Linked DNA regions of Homo sapiens: region 1 is linked to region 2. A link is an interaction called in ENCODE POLR2A ChIA-PET data of the cell type or tissue named here. Cell type or tissue: PC-3. All regions are shown on one strand.

Region 1 (2,500 bases), 200 kb after region 2:
GCTGCAGTGAGGCTGAGCTCTACCATATAGAGCTCAGGCTCTATATGGTAGAGCCACTGCAATCCAGCCTCCGCAACAGAGTGAGACCTTGTCTTGGGGGGCAAAAAGTGTAAGGATGGGATTTCTAGGCATATTTGGGGCTGAGGAAATCAGTCTTGGGCCCAACCTCCTTGTAGGGGGTGAGGTGGCAACCTCTGGAATTTGAGGCCTGCTACTGGGATTGTAGGTATAGGAAGTTGAGAGGGAAAGGGTCTTTCTCACCCTGCTGTGGTAGTAAGAGCTTGGTGCTTAATGGGTGCCTTTTAGTTGTTTGATCACCTAGGATTTCTGCTTAGAACCCAGCAATACTTGTAGGCCTGCACAGTCCCAAGAGAGAAATCAGAGACTTGGTGATAAGTCAAGGGTAAGAGATGAGATAAGAGAGCACCTACACTATAGGATATTAGAACTACAACTCCAATTACTCCTTCACTCTCATCTTTTTCCCTCTCCCAGCTGCCAAGTATATGTGACTAGTGGTTTGTCCAGAGCAGGACTGGAGGATGGGGTAGGAAGAATTATTATTTTTTCATCATAGATCAGGATAGTGTCATGTCCCCCTAAACTTCAGGGAGGCCTGGCTTCATACCTCTTCTTCCAATTTCCTAGCATTGTGCAATGACAAAGCTTCATGCAGTAACTCAAAATCATTGTTAATAAGGTGATATCTAAAAGATTGAATTTGATGTTCTGAAGTTAGTGTGAGGATGTCAGTCTGTTAATGTGTGAAATGTTTTGAGCTGTGTGAAACTCAATTTTGCTTAGTGTGTTAAGTACAACTGAAGTAGGTGTAAAAGTCAGTAGTAGCACACAGAAAGGAGTAATGAATTGTGTCTAGAGGGTCAGGAAAGGTCTCACAAAGGAGAGGATCCTTGAATTCTTTGTTCAAGTGGTAGAGTTAAAGAAGTAGATTTTTTTTTTTTTTTTTTTTTTTTTTTTTTTTTTGGCGACAGGGTTTTGCTGTAGGTCTCCCAGGCTGGAGTACAGTGGCGCTATCATAGCTCACTGCAATCTCTAAACTTCTGGGCTCAAGCATAGAAATAGATCTGATAGTGGAAGTCTCTGCCCAGTAATACTGAGATCTTGGAACCTTACTCATTTCAGAAATGGCTCTGGTCTGAATACATTATATGGGACTAAGCTCTTCTAAATATCTTTATCCCTTAATTCTTTATGCATAAACTTCAGCAACTTCTAAGCTACCATTAGGAAATTTTCACTGTAAATTATATACTGGATGATTGAATTTTTAGAATTAGATTTATTCCAAATGTAAGTCAACCTAAATGTAAAGTTTTTCTCTACTTAAATATAAGCTTTTTTGGCACTCTTGAAGATTCTGAGTATTTCTGTGGACAGTTATGGCCATCAGGGTGTTTGTTTGAATTCTGGAATTGCCCTAGAGAGCACATAAGCTGTGGAGTAAAGCAGGTGTGTGGTCTGACTCCTGACTTGGTCACTTAAGATCTGTGCAACCTTGAATAGTAACTTCGATGCTAATTTTCCACATCTGTAAAATATGGATAAAAAATGCAGAGTCTTTAGCACAGTTCCTGGCATGAAGTAATGGCTCAATAAATGTTAATTATTACTATTGTTAACTAAATAAGAGTTCCCTAGGTCTCTGACTTCAAACATATAGTTGTTGGAGACTATGAATACCTTGGGGCCACCTTGAGCTAAGACTAGATGCTCAGGAGCACCTTTTTGATTAGTCATTTATTCATTGAGCATATATTTTTGCATTGTTTAAACTTTAGCAAAATACCTAAGTCAGTCAATTCTATTTTTATACAGATATTTCTATATAGAGGAGATTTCCTATAGGATGACCTGTTCTGGGTGTGTCTATCTGACCTGCAGCTAATCAAGTGACTACAGCTTTGCTAATTTTTTTTTTGAAAAACCCTAATATTGTTAAACAGTAGTACAGAGGAAATAAGCTGTTGGTCAGCTTCTAAATTCTGGCACGGGTTAGATTTGCCTAAGAGCAAATCATATAGCAAGAGTTGATGAGAGAACTTTTCTCATATCTTCTAGCCTGGGTAAGTTTGTCTCATTTGGTGTCAAGTCAGAGGAATCTGAACTATAGAACCAAATTGTAGGGAAAGATGACTAAGGGTTTGTGATGTCTTTTTTTTTTTTTACCCCCCTCAAAGGAGTTCTAGGTGTAAAAAGCATCATGGTTTAAACGTTACGAGGCATCAGTGAAGGCAGCAGAAAAGTCAGAAACTAATATAGCCAAGTCTAGATTGTATCTGTTATAAACTCTTTAATCAGAAGATTCTAGCTTCTAGAACCAGGTCTGTAAAATGTTGAGAGCCCTCTAAGTAAACTCCATTATAGTCATTTAATTGATTTTTCTTTGTCTTTCTTCTTGGACATACTCTTCTTTAAAGAGAGCGTTCCCCCCTCTACCCCAGATAGTATCTATCTTTGAGGTTTTGAGAACAATAGTATT
Region 2 (2,500 bases):
TCTATAGAGGCAACAGGGAGCATCTGCTACCCGGATGATTTGGTTAGGTGGAGGTTCGCTTCAAGAGCTTCTGCCATATTGACCCACCTCTCTTCTCCAGACCAAATGCCACTCTTCTGTTGAAGTGTTCAAGTACTTATTCTAAAGCTTTACAAAGGTGGAGGAAACAAGACATACCTTGGTTAGCTACATTTTGGTTTTTATAAAATTCACAAAGGCGACGATATGTTTCTGTGCTGCCTTTTGTGTGCTGTCTTATGTGAATGTTCTCCTTTTCTCTACAATCCTGTCTTACATGTGGCCCTCGTCAGGTGCCCCAGGCATACCACTTCTCTTAGGATAATGCAGTCCCAGCCCTGCAGTCCCTTCTTTTATTTATTTATTTATTTATTTATTTATTTGAGATGGAGTCTTGCTCTGTCGCCCAGGCTGGAGTGCAGTGGCACGATCTCGGCTCAGTGCAAGCTCCGCCTCCCAGGTTCACGCCATTCTCTTGCCTCAGCCTCCTGAGTAGCTGGAACTACAGGCGCCCGCCACCAGGCCCGGCTAATTTTTTGTATTTTTAGTAGAGACGGGGTTTCACCGTGTTAGCCAGGATGGTCTCGATCTCCTGACCTCATGATCCGCCCGCCTTGGCCTCCCAAAGTGCTGGGATTACAGGCGTGAGCCACTGCGCCCGGCCTGTCCCTTCTTGAGCCTCACAAATTCTGTCTCTTCAGGCATCAGCTGGGATCACTGCATTTTCCCTTAGCTTAGGCTTTTGCTGGCTCTGTAGAGGCAAGAGGTAAATTCTGACACATAAACAGGGCTAAAGGAGAAGTAGGAGAACGCTGGCTTCTTTCCATCTGAAGGCAAATATACATCACCACCACCAAATAATGTAGATTTCTTCAGAAAACCCTCCAGTCTGGTCTTCTTTATTTTTCATGAAAAATGCACATTTCTCTTATTATTATAGCTTGGCCCCTATTTTCCTGGCTGAATTTCATTAAAGAGCCCCCCTCCCCCCCCTACATTAACTGAAAATGCCCCCACTCCGGGAACAATTTGGGACCAAAGGCACAGTGTTCAAATAGCATACACGGATGTCAAATCTTCTCCCTAAGCAGTAGAGGTGGATCATTCAGCTCATTCTCTACAATAGAGCTCCTGCTCTACAGGAGAGCCAGTTGCCCTCCCTTTTGTAAAGGGATAAGAAGAGAATACGTGCTTATTTATCCTGACAATACAACAGAGCAAGCCATATTAGAGAAAAACAGGAAAAATAATGATGCTAAGAAGTCAACGATAAAGACTGTTCCGTGCTCCACAGTGTTCCTTAGGTGACAATGAGGCGATAGAGATCATTTAATCCAACCAGTTTATGTCAAAAATAAGAATACCAAGACACTTGGGTAAAATGACTCGCACAAGACAGAGCCAGCCTGAGGCAAAGCTGGGGTAAGTCTCTGACTTTGAGTCATTTGTTGCATCCACTACACCAGCTGTTCTCGAAGTGTGATCCATAGACCCCTGAGGGTTCCTGCCATTCTTCTGAGGTATTCCTGAAATCAAAACTACTTTCATAATAATCATATGATGTTTTCTGCCTTTTTCACTGTGTCGACAATTTGCACTGATGGTGGGTAAAACTACTGGCATTTTAGCATGAACCAAAGCCTAAGCATCCAACTGTGCTAGTCATCACTGTCACACACTTGCAGGAAAAACGAATGCCAAATTCACTTAAACAAATGCCCTTAGGCTGGGTGCCTTGGCTCACCCCATCATCCCAGCACTTCGGGAGGCCTCAGCCGAGGCCAGAGGATCATTTGAGGCCAGGAGTCTGAGACCCTGCCTCTACTTAAAAAAAAAAAAAAAAAAAAAAAAGAGAGAGAGTGTCTTTGGTGAAGCAGTCAAAATTAATTCTATTAAATATTGACAATTTTCAAAATAATCTGTGTGCTATGGTTTCAGTATGTCCCCTAAAGTTCTTGTGTTGGAAACTTAATCCCCATTGCAACAGTGTTGAGAAGTGGGACTTTTCAGAGGTGATTATGGTCATGAGGGCTCTGCCCTCATCAACGGATTAATGTCATTATCGCAGGAGTGTGTTGCTGATAAAAAGGAGGAACTCGGCCTCCTTTCTCCTCTTGCACATGCAGCTCTCTCGCCCTTCTGCCTTCTGCCATGGGATGACAGAACAAGGAGGCCCTCCCCAGAGGCGGGCCCCTTAACTTCTCAGCCTCCAGAACTGTAAAAAATACATTTCTTTTCTTTATAAATTACCCAGTCAGTGATATTCTGTTATGGAAACACACAACAGACTGAGCCACTGTGTAACAAAATGAGAAGTATGCATAAAGTACTTTTGCTGTGTTCCAAACTATGATAGTTATCTCTAGGAAAAACACTTAGGCGATTATTTGAGTTGTGAGTTGAACAAACCACTTTTTTTCATGGAGCATCTTTTTTTCTTTTTTCTTGAAAGAACAAATGACAAAGAATGCTATTTCAGACT

What was found. Peaks named below come from ENCODE experiments on the same cell type or tissue, not always from the same donor. Only the 100,000 strongest peaks of a DNase experiment are listed, where the experiment ranks them.
Region 1: POLR2A ChIA-PET joins it to region 2 with 8 read pairs; 3 of 35 experiments call an interaction of 5 or more read pairs at or near these places.

The regions. Positions count from the first base shown.
Region 1 is chr14:65,475,688-65,478,187 of GRCh38, forward strand. All of the region lies in intron 2 of FUT8 (fucosyltransferase 8), which reads left to right. Among named protein-coding and RNA genes, the nearest start is that of MIR625, 5.8 kb to the left of the region's middle. In PC-3, no CTCF peak of the experiment used is centred here; no DNase peak of the experiment used is centred here.
Region 2 is chr14:65,275,658-65,278,157 of GRCh38, forward strand. No RefSeq gene overlaps it. Among named protein-coding and RNA genes, the nearest start is that of LINC02324, 55 kb to the left of the region's middle. In PC-3, no CTCF peak of the experiment used is centred here; a DNase peak (open chromatin) is centred at 1,444; H3K27ac peaks cover 1,301 bases.